Regions from separate parts of the Homo sapiens genome. Here region 1 is linked to region 2. A link is an interaction called in ENCODE POLR2A ChIA-PET data of the cell type or tissue named here. Cell type or tissue: GM12878. All regions are shown on one strand. Each heading gives the region's core, and the rest is flanking DNA. Links, peaks and the distances in the headings are about the cores only.

Evidence for each region. Peaks named below come from ENCODE experiments on the same cell type or tissue, not always from the same donor. Only the 100,000 strongest peaks of a DNase experiment are listed, where the experiment ranks them.
Region 1: POLR2A ChIA-PET joins it to region 2 with 10 read pairs; 3 of 35 experiments call an interaction of 5 or more read pairs at or near these places.

Annotation. Positions count from the first base shown.
Region 1 is chr1:62,807,917-62,816,261 of GRCh38, reverse strand. The region is part of intron 3 of ATG4C (autophagy related 4C cysteine peptidase); the gene reads right to left. Among named protein-coding and RNA genes, the nearest start is that of ATG4C, 28 kb to the right of the region's middle. RefSeq lists an enhancer at 7,359-7,418. In GM12878, for the core only: no CTCF peak of the experiment used is centred there; DNase peaks (open chromatin) are centred at 5,181, 5,601 and 6,311; H3K27ac peaks cover 913 bases.
Region 2 is chr1:62,717,942-62,726,286 of GRCh38, reverse strand. No RefSeq gene overlaps it. Among named protein-coding and RNA genes, the nearest start is that of DOCK7-DT, 34 kb to the right of the region's middle. In GM12878, for the core only: no CTCF peak of the experiment used is centred there; DNase peaks (open chromatin) are centred at 886 and 3,216; H3K4me3 peaks cover 471 bases.

The DNA of each region.
Region 1 (8,345 bases), core at 257-8,256, 90 kb before region 2:
ACAGACAAGGACGATATTAGATTTCTCACTGGAAACAAAAGAAGAAGATAGTGCAGCAACATCTTCAAAGTAGTGAAGAAAAAAAATCATTAACTCAGAATCCTATATGCAGCAAAAACACCTTTCAAAAATAAAGGCAAAATAAAGACGTTTTCAGATACACAAAAGCTGGAAGAAGACATCACTAGCCAACCTGCATTAAAAGAAACCTTAGCCAGGCATGGTGGCTCACATCTATAATCCCCAGCACTTTGGGAGGCTAAAACAGGAAGATTCTGGCTGGGCGCGGTGGCTCACGCCTGTAATCTCAGCACTTTGGGAGGCTGAGCCAGATGGATCACTTGAGGTCAGGAGTTCAAGACCAGCCTGGACAACATGGTGAAACCCCATCTCTACTAAAAATACAAAAATTAACCAGGCATGGTGGCAGGCACCTGTAGTCCCAGCTACTCGAGAGGCTGAGGCAAGGGAATCGTTTGAACTCAGGAGGCAGAGGTTGCAGTGAGCCAAGATCGTGCCACTGCACTACAGCCTGGGCAACATAGTGAGATCCTCATTTCTAAAAATAAATAAAAATTAACCAGGTGCGGTGCAGATACTTGCGAGGCTGAAGTGTGAGGATGAGGATCACTGGAGCCAGGAGGTTGAGGCTGCATTGAGCCATGATTAAACCACTGGTCCAGATGGAAATACAGATTCACACAAAGGAATGAAGAACACCAAACATGATACCTTCTTTGAAGGATATTTGACTATTTAAACCAAAATAATAGTAATTTACTATGGGGTGGATAACATATTAAGTAAGATGTGTGGGGTGTATAACATATAAATAAGTAAAATGTATGACAACAATATCATAAAGACCAAGAGGGAGAAGGTGAAGTATACTGTAAGGCTCTTGGTATATCACTTGAAGGCAGACTGTGATAAGTCAGAGATGTATACTATAAACCTTAAACCACTAAAATAACAATAAAAAGTTATAGCTAATAAGACAACAAAAGAGATAAAAGAGAATGATAAAAATACTCAATCCAAAAGCAGGTAGAAAGGGAGGAAAAGAAAACAAAAAAAAAAGATTTAACAAATAGAAAGCAAATAATGACATGATACATTTAAACCTAGCTTTATCAATAATCATATTAAAAGTAAACGGTTTAAACACATTTATTTATTTATTTATTTTTAGTTTTTGAGAAAGAGTCTCGTTCTGTCACCCAGGCTGGAGTGCAGTGGTGCAATCTTGACTTACTGCAATCTCTGCCTCCAGGGTTAAAGCGATTCTTGTGCCTCAGCCTCCTGAGTAGCTGGGATTGCACGCATGCACCACAACGCCAGGCTAATTTTTGTATTTTTAGTTGAGACGAGGTGTCTCCATGTTGGCCAAGCTGTTCTCAAACACCCGGCCTCAAGTAATCCACTTGCCTTGGACTCCCAAAGTGTTGGGATTATAGGCGTGAGAGCCACCGTGCCTGGCCCTAAACACCTTAATTTAAAAGGCAAAGATTATCAGATTGGATAAAAAAGCAAGACTCAGCTAGTACTTCCTATAAGAAACATATTCTAAATGTAAAGACACAAATAGATTAAGTGTAAAGGATGAAAAAAGATATACCATGCAACTTTAAGCAAAAGAAAGCTGAAGTGGCTATATTTTTTATTATTATTATACTTTAAGTTCAGGAATAAATGTGCAAAACATGCAGGTTTGTTACATAGGTATACACATGCCATGGGGTTTGCTGCATCCATCAACCTGTCATTGACATTAGGTATTTCTCCTAATGCTATCCCTCCCCTAGTCCCCCACCCACTGACAGGCCCTGGTGTGTGATGTTCCCCTCCCAGTCTCCATGTATTCTCATTGTTCAACTCCCACTTATGAGTGAGAACATGCAGTGTTTGGTTTTCTGTTCCTGTGTTAGTCTGCTGAGAAGGATGGTTTCCAGCTTCATCCATGTCCCTGCAAAGGACATGAACTTATCATTTGTTATGGCTGCATAGTATTCCATGGTGTATATGTGCCACATTTTCTTTATCCAGTCTATCACTGATGGGCATTTGGGTTGGTTCCAAGTCTTTGCTATTGTGAATAGTGCCGCAATAAACATACATGTGCATGTGTCTTTATAGTAGAATGATTTATAATCCTTTGGGTATATACCTAGTAATAGGAGTGCTGGGTCAAATGATATTTCTGGTTCTAGATCTTTGAGGAATCGCCACACTGTCTTCCACAATGGTTGAACTCCCTTTAAACTCCCACCAACAGTGTAAAAACGTTCCTATTTCTCCACATCCTCTCCAGCATCTGTTGTTTCCTGACTTTTTAATGATCACCATTCTAACTGGCGTGAGATGGTATCTCATTGTGGTTTTGATTGCATTTCTCTAATGACCAGTGATAATGAGCTTTTTCCATATATTTGTTGGCTGCATAAATGTCTTCTTTTGAGAAGTGTCTATTCACATCCTTCACCCACTTTTTGATGGGATTGTTTTTTTCTTGTAAATTTGTTTAAGTTCCTTGTAGATTCTGGATATTAGTCCTTTGTCAGATGGAGAGATTGCAAAAATTTTCTCCCATTCTATAGGTTGCCTATTTACTCTGATGATAGTTTCTTTTGCTGTGCAGAAGCTCTTTAGTTTAATTAGATCCCATCTGTCAATTTTGGCTTTTGTTGCCATTGCTTTTGGTGTTTTAGACATGAAGTCCTTGCCCATGCCTATGTCCTGAATGGTATTGCCTAGGTTTTCTTCTAGGGTTTTCATGGTTTTAGGTCTTAGTTTAAGTCTTTAATCCACCTTGAGTTAATTTTTGTATAAGGTGTAAGAAAGGGTTCCAGTTTCAGTTTTCTGCATATGGCTAGCCAGTTTTCCCAGCACCATTTATTAAATAGGGAATCCATTCCCCATTTCTTGTTTTTGTCAGGTCTGTCAAGGATCAGATGGTTGTAGATGTGTGGTGCTATTTCTGAGGCCTCTGTTCTGTTCCATTGGTCTATATATCTGTTTTGGTTACTGTAGCCCTGTAGTATAGTTTGAAGTCAGGTAGTGTGATGCCTCCAGCTTTGTTCTTTTTGCTTAGGATTGTCTTGGCTACGCGAGCTCTTTTTTGGTTCCATATGAACTTTAAGGTAGTTTTTTCCAATTCTGTGAAGAAAGTGAATGGTAGCTTGATGGGGATAGCATTGAATCTATAAATTACTTTGGGCAGTATGGCCATTTTCATGATATTGATTCTTCCTATCCATGAGCATGGAATGTTTTTCCATTTGTTTGTGTCCTCTTTTATTCCCTTGAGCAGCGGTTTGTAGTTCTCCTTGAAGAGGTCCTTCACATCCCTTGTAAGTTGGATTCCTAAGTATTTTATTCTCTTCGTGGCAATTGTGAATGGGAGTTCACTCATGATTTGGCTCTCTGTTTGTCTATCACTGGTATATAGGAATGCTTGCGATTTTTGCACATTGATTTTGTATTCTGAGACTTTGCTGAAATTGCTTATCAGCATAAGGAGATTTTGGGCTGAGACAACAGGGTTTTCTAAATATACAATCATGTCATCTGCAAAAAGAGATAATTTGACTTCCTCTCTTCCTATTTGAATACCCTTTATTGCTTTCTCTTGCCTGATTTCCCTGGCCAGAACTTCCAATACTATGTTGAAGAGGAGTGGTGAGATAGGGCATCCTTGTCTTGTGCCAGTTTTCAAAGGGAATGCTTCCAGCTTTTGCCCATTCAGTATGGGCAAAATATGGGTTTGTCATAAATAGCTCTTATTATTTTGAGATACATTCCATCAATACCTAGTTTATTAAGAGATTTTACCATGAAGCAGTTTTGAATTTTATCGAAGGCCTTTTCTGCATCTATTGAGATAATCATGTGGTTTTTGTCATTAGTTCTGTTTACGTGATGGATTACATTTATTGATTTGTGTATGTTGAACCAGCCTTGCATCCCAGGGATGAAGCCGACGTGATCGTGGTGCATAAGCTTTTTGATGTGCTGCTGGATTTGGTTTGCCAGTATTTTATTGAGGATTTTCGCATCAATGTTGATCAGGGATATTGGCCTGAAATTTTCTTTTTTTGTTGTGTTGTCTGTGAAGTGGCTATATTAATATCAGACAAAATCGACTTCAGACCAAAGAATATCACCAAGAATAAAGAAGGTCATTTCATAACTACTAAGGAGTCAATTCATTAAGAAACAATAATAAATAATTCTAAATGTTTATGTACCTAACAACAGAGCTTCAAAATACAGTTAGTCCTCACTTAATGTTGTCAATAGGTTCCCAGAAACTGTGACTTTAAGCAAAATGATGTATAATAAAATCAATTTTTTTCTCATCATTGTTATAATGAAATGAAGTTGAACAAAAGGATGTTGAGGACCCACTGTACATGGTTTCACTTAAAGTTGCAGTTTCCAAGAACTATCTATGACGTTAAGTAGGAATTACTATAAAGGAAGCAAAAACTGATAGAACTTCAGGAAGAAACAGACAAATCCACAACGATAGATGTTAAATCATTTTGGTCCCTGAGATACAATGGGTATATCAGAGATAACCCTAAATTCTAATTTTTAATTAATGGCTCTTAGGCCCATCATGTCCTGGTCATCTAAGAGAAACCCTGAAAAAATGCTAGCCAGGTGATAGCATGCAATCTGTGGAAAGATGAGGCTTATTAAAAATAAAATAAATTCTTAATTGTTTTCTTTATAGACAGCTCACAGACAAATTGTAAGAAATTTTTTTTACTTTCGGTATTCGGTCTAGATACTACTAGGAGGGCCATTTGGATTTATATACTATATACCTCGACATAACAGTGCACAGCACGATATAATGAGAAGGAAAAACTGCATAATACAAGGAAATAAGTTTGTAGCTCAGAAAGGTAGGAAGATAAGTTTAAAAGCTTGATAAATCAGGACAGATTCAGCATTGTTAAAATAATCTAATTTTTGCAACCATGTTCTAATATTACTAGAAATTAAATAATAGAGACAGAACCAAGTTTAAGAATCTTGTATTAAATTCTTATGAATAAATTCATTGTAGATGACTTGGAGGGTAGTAGTGATATAAAATCACTGTGGCTGAAAGCCGCTACCTTCTAAGCACTTAGACTTGTGAGATATCAGAATGTCAATGCCTTCAAATAGAAAGGGAACTGAAACAAATGAACGAAACTCTCCATCAGATAAATGCCACAGAAAATGAGAGATGAGTGACTCCAGCTAAAGTAATTTCACTAAAATCCTTAGCAAAACAAAAGTAACTATTAAAAAATTTCTCTATGATAGAAAATTAGATATTAAAGAATCAAGAATTTAAGTAGGAATATGATCCAGTTAGAAATAGATTTCAAATATTAATTTGAATTCATGCCTTTATAAGAAAAACACTGAAAACATGTATCTGTTCTAGCTTGTCCACTGAAATGGCCTGGGTCAATATCATCCCCACAAAGCACCTTTGCACTCAGATTATGGTCTCTAACACTTTTTCTTCTAAAGAAAAAAAAAAAAAAACAAGGACTCAATGGGAAATTGCTAGCTTCCTATCTGATACTGAAAAGTACAAAGTGGGTCTGAACACGTGGTTTGGAAGAAAACAAGATGTTTCGTAAGATTTATGTGGTTTTGTTGAAAGATACAGAAGCAAATCTCAAAGGACCTTCCACTGGCCAATGTCACGACAATTTGAGCATCAAAAGATAATTGGTTGAGATCAACCAACATACAGTAAATGTGAAAAGCCGTAAGTCTGTAATGACAAAAAGAAAATGTTAGCATTAAAATATCTTAAATGAGGTGAAGAGAATATTATATTTCTGTTGAGGCAACAAAGAAAGTCTTGACCAAGGCAGAGCAGTAACCTCTAGACATGTGTTAAGAACTAGAAATTCACCAAAGTGAATATTTTTCTAATTATTTAATGTCTCTCATCTGTTGGACTGTAAGTTTCTTGAGAGTAAAGACTGTATATTTCATACTTTCAGCAGTAACCCCAGTGCCTGGCACATAGTAACCTCTCAATAAATAATTGTGGAATGAATGAATAACTTTATTCATCTAATCCTCTTCTTGTGAATACTTGTTTCCAACTTTTTATTAAAGCTACAATGAAATTCTTGTACATGTGTTTTCCACACATATGGAGAACTTCTCTGTAAATACTTAAGCGTCTTAGAAATGTTGGGTCGTAAGTTAAACATATTCTCTATTTTTCTAGGTACTCTCAAATTTCTCACAAACAGGTTAGACCAATTTACCCTCCCACCAACAGTGTTTCAGTTCCTATTTCTTCATACCCTTGCTAACACTTGATATCATCGAACCTTCAAATTTGTGTATATTATATCTGATAAGTAAGAACAGTATCTCATTTTATTTTGCATTCCCTTCATTACCAGGATATGCATTTTCTTGTATTTGGCCATTCAAGTTTCTAATTAAACAGCACCTCTTCACCATCTTGGCTCATTTTTCTTGGGTTGTTCAAGTTTTTCATATTCATTGCATATTCATTTGTGGTTCTTTATTATTTTGGAGACTAATCTTTCCTGATACATCTTCACACATGCACATATATATACATATATGTATATATAGATACATTATATATAAAATATATAATTATATAAATTACATTAGTATATTATATATTATTAAATATTATATATTACATTAAGTGATATATAATTATACATTATAATTATATAATTATAATTGTAGACTATATATTATATACACTATATATGTCTATATGTATTTATATATACATGTGTACATATACATATGTATTTTTAAATATATGTGTGTTTATATACACATATGTATATAAACATATATACATTTACTATAATGTACATATATTTATTATATATGTATATTTATACATATTTGTATAAATATCATGTGGATATTTTTAATTTTATCTGGTCAAACTGATTAATATTTCCCTTTTATAGACCGTGTTTTACAGTTTATACAAGTTCTTCTTGGCTGGCACGGTGGCTCAAGCTTGTAATCCTAGCCCTTTGGGAGGCCAAGACAGGAGGACCACTTGAGCCAAGGAGTTCGAGACAACCCTGGACAACATAGGGAGACCCTGTCTCTACAAAAAATAAAAATAAAAAATTAACTGGGCGTGGTGGCACACACCTGTGGTCCCAGCTACTTGGGAGACTGAGACGGGAAGATCATTTGAGCCCAGGGAGGTCAAGGCTGCAGTGAGCCGTGATTGGGACACTGTTGCACTCCAGCCTGGGTAACAGAGCAAGACACTGCCTCAGAATCTAAAAAATAAGTTTTTCTCTACTCCAATATCATAACCATTCATTCTATAAAACAATGCAATTTAGTTTTAGCACATATCATGTAGCCACAGCAAATAGCACATATCACAGCGTCAGTAAATGTAGACTAGCTGCTGTTAATATGACTGCTTTTACTTTCTATTCGTACCACTCTAGTAAAAATGCTCTCTCAAAAGTCATTAGTAATTTCTCATTGCCAGACCCTACACCCTCTACTCAGGCTATTTCCTGCTCTATCTCTTTTAAGCATTTATACACTTTGTACAACCCCCTTTTTCTACAAATGTCTTTCCTTTGGTTTCTACAGGTATACTATTATGAATTTTGTGCTATACATTGCCTTTCCTTTCTCAGTTTAATTCACTGATCCTTCTTCTTCAGTATATCCTTAAAGATAGATATTTTCCACCTATACTTTCCATCAATGTGATCTTATCTATTGGCCTTAAATGCCACCTTGCCCACCTTGCTGGAAAAAAAAAAAATCAATATGTCTATCCTTCACTTCCACACAGCCTACCTCAAATAACACATACCCGAATTTAAATTACCTTTCCCCTAAAATTCAGGCTTCCTCTAGTGTACCACTTTTGGTTACCAACACTATCATCCAAGATGGAGATATTTAAATCTTTGTTTCCTCTCTGTCTCTGAAGACCCCAAATCCAATCATCTGCCAGATGCTGTTGATCCTACCTTAAAATATCTCAAATCCATCCTCTCTTTTCCAGATGCACTGCCCTGTATCAAAGTCATCATGTCCTGTCTACTGACTTTCAATTCTTTTACATTACCATCAGTTATCTTTCTAAAGCATGAAATGGAAAAACACTTCCTTTTAGTCTACGTTCAACACTTCACTACTGACACCAAATGTGTGAAGGTTTTTCCCACACCAACTGATTTTCCAACTCTCCAGACACCAACCGGGAATCCTATACTTCAATCATGAACTAACTACCTGAAGTTAGCACAGACCCCACAGGGTAAGGACTGTCCCATAAG
Region 2 (8,345 bases), core at 191-8,190:
CAGTCCTGATACAGATGAAGCCCTGAAAAAAAAAGTTTGCTGACCTGAACTGAACTTGTAGCAGAGCCTCCTAATGCTGAAAACAATCCCATGGCAATGCAACACACATCCAAGAAAAAGAGTGAGAGGGTTTATTTCTTGAGGCACAATGCTCATTTTCATGGTTGCTTTGTAAGTTAAGTCACTTGTTGCAGTAAGCCCAGGGGGAAAGCCAGATCTCCTTCTTCCTAAAACAGTACCCTATTCATTAGATTTTCTATTTGTCAGAGGCACCAACATTTTCTGACACTAATGTTGGACAGGGGAGCTGGTTACTTGCTTTGTGGCTACAAGATTTTTACTTAAGATAAATGACAGTAAACCAGAGTTGGGAAAAATCAGATAAAGAAGAACCAATGTCTACCATTTAATGAGCACACATTATGCTCATTATAAAACCCGGATTTAAATCCAGTAGCTTTTTCAACAACTGTATAAAGAAGGAATTATCCTAACATTACAAATGAAGATACCAAGGTTTAGAAAGTTTTGTGAATTTGCCTAAAGCATACAACTGATCATTAGCAATAGTGGGACTCAAAAGTTGTCTTAAAACAAACCCCAGTATATTTTGAAATAAAAGGAAATAACACAACCTATTTTGCTGAGAGATAGGGAGGGATCCTGACTCCTACTTGCTGAACAAATTCCCATTGCACAAAACAAGGAGGTTTACAAAACCTTCTTCTTAGGTCACTGAAATCTTCCAAGCAACTAGATTGGAATTAAACTTGGCAAAGATTACTAAATGCCACCAGTGTTAGACAATTGAGAGTTTCTGCAGAACAGAATTCAAGAAAAATGAAACCAAAATTTTGGAAAGCACCTAAAGTGAGAGTCACGTAGGATTCAAAAATCTAAGAAAAGCTTCCTGGCATTTGTGCTGCCCCAGCTGGAGCTGATAGAATTGTTTCTATTCTTTCCTGTATGTTGGAGGAGGAAGTAGTTGGGTTGTCTTTCTTGGCTGTTGAGTGGGAGGAATAATACAGCATTATCAGAGAAAATGGCAAAAGAAAAAAAAGGGGGAATTTTTTTTTGTTAACTGCTGTAAAAATAAATTCGTATCTCTGTGGTGGAAGAACTTGGATTTGGTTTAGTAGGTAATTTGGAATGTTGTCCAGTGCATTTCAATGGGAAAAAATAAAAGAACCTCAGAAAGCTAACAGCCAAGACTGCAGTGGTAGATTTTTTTTTTAAAGCTTGTAAGCCAGGCATGGTGGCTCACGCCTGTAATCCCAGAACTATGGGAGGCTGAGGCAGGTGGATCACTTGAGGTCAGGAGTTCAAGATCAGCCTGGCCAACATGGCAAAACCTGTCTCTACTTATTCCCAGGTATTCAGGAGGCTGAGGCAGGAGAATCACTTGAACCCGGGAGGCGGAGGTTGCAGTGAGCAGAGATTGCACCATTGCACTTCAGCGTGTGCAACAAGAGAGAGACTCCATCTCAAAAAAAAAAAAAAAAAAAAAACAAGGAAAGAAAAGTCTCCTGTAGCACTTAGAGCTATGAGGAGTCCTGCATTTCTTGAGGAAATGAAATCTTTCACTGTAATGAACACTTTGTGATTGAACATGTGTTTTCATTTTGCCCTGGTTGACTGTGTGGCAAATTAAATGACTTCTAGTTGCTATAGAATCATCCCAAAAATAAGAGAGCATTTTTCCTCCCTTTCGCAGGATAGAATAGCTTAGTACTTGGTGTTCTGTTTGTTAAGGTCTAGGATTCCTTAGTTAAGAGAATGTTGCTTTTGAAATCTAGGGTCTTGGAGACTTGCTGGACTGACGTTAAGACAGAAGAAGCTGGAGCAGAGAAAGATTTCCAGAGTAGGAAGACGGGCAGTGGTAGCTCCTCCAGCTGTGGGGATCTATACTCTGCTTCCTCATGGTGGCCTGGAAATAGCAGGAATTTTGATAGGCATGGCTTTGTGTGTACCTGGGGACTGAGCACTAAGCTTCCAGCCTTCCCTCTGGAATGAAGGTCTCCATGGCCAAGTCTGGCACAGAGGGAGTAGCTGTTGTCTTCAATAGAGGCAGCCACCTTTGAATAGACTATATAGATTTGGACAATGTGTGTTTTACCAGCAAATCAGTGGATTCAGGACTCAGTATACACTCTTCCCCACATCGGTTTTCCTGAATGATGTAAGCCTTAGAGCATTCTAAAAATAACTGATTAAATTATCCACTCTAATGGACTCGGGGGATTTAATTTAATCTAGAAAATAATGAAATGTGATATTTCCTACACTTAAGTTGTATTAGTTATCTATTGCTGTGTAACAATATTACCACAAACTGAGGGGTTTAAAATGTAAGTCATTTATTAAAGGCTTAAAACATTATTCATTTATTATCTCATATAGTAAATCTGAATCATAACAGCTCAGCCTGGCTAAATTATTGATTTCAGCCTCGTGAAGCCCTAAGCAGAGAGCTCAACCAAGCCCACCTAGATTTCTTCTTTTTTTTCTTCTTCTTCTTCTTTTTTTTTTTTTTTTGACAAAGTCTCACACTGTCACCCAGGCTGGATTGCAGTGGCATGATCAGGGCTCTCTGCAGCCTCAACCTCCTGTCTCAAGTGATCCTCGTGTCTCAGCCCCTTGAGTAGCTGGGACCACAGGCATGTGTCACTATGCCCAGCTAATTTTTTTGTGTGTGTTTTTAGTAGAGACAGGGTCTCACTGTGTTGCTCAGACTGATCTCGAACTCCTGAGCTCAAGCAATCCTGTCTTGGTCTCCCAGAGTGCTGGGATTACAGGCATGAGCCACCAGGTCCAGCCACTAGATTTATTCTTTTTTTTTTCTTTTTTTGAGACAGGGTCTTGCTCTGTTGTCCAGGCCAGAATACAGTGGTATGACCATGGCTCACTGCAGCCTCAACCTCCTGGGCTCAAGTGATTGTCCCACCTCAGCCTCTGAAGTAACTGGGACTACAGGCGTGTACCACCAGGCCAGGCTAATTAAGAAAAAAAATTTTTTTTGTGGAGTTGGGGTTGCACCATGTTGCCCAGGCTGGGTTCAAACTCCTGGGCTTAAGCGATCCTCCCACCTTGGCCTTCCAAATTGTTGAGATTAAAGCATGAGCCACCACACTCATTCCCACCTAGACTTCTGACTTATAGAACTGTGAGCTAGTAAGAGGATGTTCAATTTGTTATAATTTGTTATGCAGAAGTAGAAAATAATTACAATGCAGCTTTCTCTCTTGCTCACTATGTTTTACCACACAGGTCTCATTTCTCTTTTTCAAATATGTGAAGAGTCTTTCTGCCTTAGATCTTTGCACTTAGGTCTTCCTCTTCCTGAAATACTCTAATAATGACTGGCTCTTTCTCATTCTTTCAGTGTCAGCTTAAATATCACAGCCTCAGGAAGTCCTTCACTGACTACCCTGTCTTAAATACCACTCTCCCAACTTATCATCATATCTTCCAATTTATTTTCTTCATAGTATTAGTATATAGCTCTTATGCAATTACTATGTGGTGTACACAGTTCTAAGCAGTTTACATGGATGCATTCATTTAATCCTCATAATAATCCCATGAGGTTATAAATTAGATGCTATTAATATGCCCATTTACAAATGGGGAAACCGAGGTACAGAGATTGAGTCACTTGCAAAGATCACACAGCTAGTAAATAGCATAACCGAGATTTGAACCCAGGCAGTCTAATTCGCGTGCACACACTGAAAACTATATATCCTCTACAGTATTTATCACAATCTAAAATCATCTTTTTATTTACTTATTTATTGTCTTTCTCTCCCTCCATACTCCTAACATACAAGCTTCTGGAAGGTAGGGATCTTATTTGTCCTTTTATGTAGTAGCTGCTCAGCAAATATTTTGGAATGAATGATTCTTCCCATTTTTCAGACGACAAAAGTGATACCAGAGAAATTAAGTAGCTTGTCTAAAGTCACACAGTTAGTATGTGGTAAAACCAGGATTTGTACCCGGGTCTGTCTAATCTCAAACCTGTGCCCTTAGCTTCTATTGCCTTCTTCATTAAAAATAACAGTAATAGTAATAATTACATGCCAATTTTTTTTTTTTTTTTTTGAGATGGAGTCTCACTCTGTCGCCCAGGCTGGAGTACAGTGGCGTGATCTTTGCTCACTGCCAGCTCCGCCTCCCAGGTTCATGCCATTCTCCTGCCTCAGCCTCCCAAGTAGCTGGGACTACAGGCGCCCGCCACCATGCCTGGCTATTTTTTTGTATTTTTAGTATTTGTATTTTTTTTTGTATTTGTATTTTTGTATTTTGTATTTTTGTATTTTGTATTTTAGCATTAGCCAGGATGGTCTCGATCTCCTGACTTCGTGATCTGCCGACCTTGGCCTCCCAAAGTGCTGAGATTACAGGCATGAGCCACCACGCCCGGCCGCCAATTTCTTAATATGTGACATTGCCCATAGTATGAATACAGTTTTTTCAATGAGCAAAATGAGTTATCCAAAATGGTTTCTTGGAAAATATTGTGACTTTGGGGAAGGAAGCTCATCCTTGCTGTCCTATCACTTCATTTTGTGTTTTTCTGTTTTTCCTCCAGGGGCCTTTTCTGTCACTTCCTTTGAGGCATTTTCTGGGTCAGGGAAATCTTTCTAGTGCCCTTCAACTGTCTCTGCCTACCCATAAGGCTGGCCTTGTGTCCAACACCAGCTTCCCTGCCTCTGAGGGGTTTGCCTTCCCTGGCCATGACATGTAATAACTGTTTCCCTTTCCCTTTCTTACCACACTAGTTTTTCTCTCGTCTAAGTGGCCCTTCCCACCTCTGAATAGCCAAATTACATGTATTTTAGATAAAACTTTCTGCCCCCTCTGAAAACCTCCCTTCCTTGTGGTAGACCTCTGAGTGCTATATTGAGATTTTACTATAGATAGTTATCACTGTTTAAGGTCTCACAGCTGACTCCATTGACAAAACAACACAGTAAAGCCAAGATTCTGGCCTGCGAAACATTTCCTCAATAACCTGACATGAAACAAAGACAAGCACACTGAGGCATTTGGCCCAGGCTGCATGAGTCCATGGAAGTTAATTGTTTGGTGATTTCCTGTACCTGAGGCACAAATGCTTCCTTTTCCAATTATAGACTCACTAAAGCCTCTGTCAGCGCAATGAAATTAGGGACTTCAAGGGCAGCCTGTATTCAGATAACGCTCAGTGGTAATTCAGGCTGTGAGGTTTGCAGGACTGACACATAGTTCATAAAGTAACCACAGGCCCTCCCAGTTTGAGGATTCTTGATTACAGTTCTGAATACTTCTGGAGGAGTGCTGGCCCTCCTATCAATGATTCCTTGCTTCTATTGCACCCCATGGAGTTCAGAGCCTATTTCTTACAAAGGAGAAAAAAGTGCGCGTGGATAGTATGCAAATATAAGCTACCAAGGAGTCCACATTCTTAAGCATAATATAAAAGACCCTTTATGAATTGTGTATACACACACACACGCCCACACAGATATCACTGTTTTCTGCATTTATTATGTTGCTTTATATATATTAACTTTTCTCTGTCCCTTATGAGGTTATTGAATTTTTAGGGTATGGACCAGGTTTCCTCAATACCGAATCTACTGTATGGCACATTATAAGCTCAATAAAATGTGTATTTAATAAAGAATTAATGATTTATCCAGTTGTATACATTATGTGCAGTTTTTTGTATGTTAATCAAAGTTCAGTAAAGTTGTTTTTTTTTTTTTTAAAGAAATGTTGGCCGGGCTAGGTGGCTCATGCCTATAATCCCAGCACTTTGGGAGGCCAAGGTGGGTGGATCACGAGGTCAGGAGTTAGAGATCAGCCTGACCAACATGGTGAAACCCCGTCTCTACTAAAAATACAAAAATTAGCTTGGTGGTGTCACCTGTAATCCCAGCTACTCAGGAGGCTGAGGCAGGAGAATTGCTTGAACCCTGGAGGCAGAGGTTCCAGTGAGCCAAGATGGCGCCATTGCACTCCAGCCTGGGCGACAGAATGAGACTCCGTCTCAAAAAAAAAAAAAAAAGAAACTTTTTTGAGACAGGGTCTCACTGTGTCACCCAGGCTGGAGTGCAGCCGCAATCTCAGCTCACTTGCAGCCTTGACCTCCTGGGCTCAAGTGATCCTCCAGCCTCTGCCTCCTCAGTTACTGGGACTACAGATGTGTGCCATCACGCCCAGCTAATTTTCTTGATTTTTTTGTAGAGATGAGGTCTCACTATGTTGCCCAGGCTGGTCTAGAACTGGCTAGCTCAAGTGATCCTCCCACTTCAGCCTCCCAAAGTGCTGGGATCACAGCCGTGAGCCACAGCACCTGGTCCCATTTTTAAGAAGAAATAAAAGAAACACTATATGTTCCCTTATTTTAAAAGTATTTTCCACCATATAAATATTTTAACAACTGGGAGTTTATTTGGGTTAATAAGCTACTCTTTTAAAGCATCGATGTTCATGTGGAGTTGAAACCATCAGTCATCCTTGGCCAGGCGTGGTGGCTCACGCCTGTAATCCCAGCATTTTGGGAGGCCGAGGCAGGCGGATCACGAGGTCAGGAGATCGAGACTATCCTGGCTAACATGGTGAAACCCCGTCTCTACTAAAAATACAAAAAAATGAGCACTTGTAATCCCTTCTACTCGGGAGGCTGAGGCAGGAGAATGGCGTGAACCCAGGAGGTGGAGGTTGCAGTGAGCCAAGATCGCGCCACTGCACTCCAGCCTGGGCGACAGAGTGAGACTCCGTCTCAAAAAAAAAGAGAGAAACCATCAGTCATCCACAATTCGGAGTGAATTACTTCAATCTGCTGAAAACCTGGCTCAGATCAGTAGGAGTTGAGAGGCTAACTGGGGTAGAGTAGTACATCTTTGTTATTCTTTTTGGCTGCCCAGCACCTTTGAATATTCTTGTTATATTTGATGATTTCTCTACTGAATAGAAGCCAAATTTCACTTTCTCAGTCTCCCTTGCAGTTAGGCTCCTCTAATCATATACATTTGCACCAGGCTTTGAAGTGAAGGCTAGAGAGATGAAGAAGCAGGTGGAACTAGAAAGTGCATCTAGATTCCCAGGGAACAGTACCAGAGGTTCTATTAGAAGTGTTCGTATCTCACATTAATGTCAGTAGTGGAGGCAGTAATGGTTTCCCGGTGTTCTGTGACGTAATTTGGCCTCTTACAACCCTGGTTTTTACACCTCCCAGGAAATTCTGTGAATTATTTAATGGTGTTTAATAAATTCCTGGCCAGATGCAGTGGCTCACGCCTGTAATCCCAGCACTTTGGGAGGCTGAGGTGGGCAGATCGCTTGAGGTCAGGAGTTCAAGACCAACCTGGCAAACATGGTGAAACCCCATTTCTACTAAAAATACAAAAATTAGCCGGGTGTGATGGTGGGTGCCTATAATCCCAGCTACTCGGGAGGCTGAGGAGGGAGAATCATTCAAACCCAGGAGGCAGAGGTTGCAGTGAGCCGAGATCACGCCACTGCACTCCAACCTGGGTGACAGAATGAGACTCTGTCTCAATAAATAAATAATGAATAAATAAATTCCTTTTCTGCTTAAGCTAGCTAGAACATGTTCCTGCATTTCCTTCCTTCCCTTCCCTTCCTTCCTTCCCTCTCTCCCTCTCTCTTTCCTTCCTTTCTCTTTTCTTTTCCCTCCCTCCCTTTCCTCCCTCCCTTCCTCCCTCCCTCCCTTCCTTCCTTCCTTCCTACCTTCCTTCCTTCCTGGGTCTCACTCACTACAACCTCTGCATCCTGGCTTAAAGTGATTCTCCTGCCTCAGCTTCCTGAATAGCTGGGATTACAGGCATGTGCCACCATACCTGGTTAATTTTTGTATTTTAGTAGAGATGGGGTTTCACCATGTTGGCCAGGCTGCTCTCGAACTCCTGACCTCAGGTGATCCACCTGCCTTGACCTCCTAAAGTGCTGGGATTACAGGCGTGAGCCACCACACTCGGCCTGCATTTTCTATCTAATATGTTGACTAACATGGAAATACATTGGAAGAAGGGAGTAAGTACCTTGGTGTGGTGCTTTGGGAAAGATAAGATGGAATAAAGATGGGTGACTTTGGACAGGGGAATAGCAGTAACAATTGTGAATCCTTGGAGGAGCAGAAGGAAAGCAGCAGATATGATGGTAAACGAGTCACCAAATTTTGCCTATTTTGTAATTTTCCCTGTGTTTCTTGTAGGAGCCACTGAGGACTTAAAAGATTGCTTATCTTTTCGTGAGCAAGCCGTATGCTGAGATATACCATGACTAGTTTCAAAAACTGGGGACTTCAGTCTTCTCTAACGCACTCTAGCTCC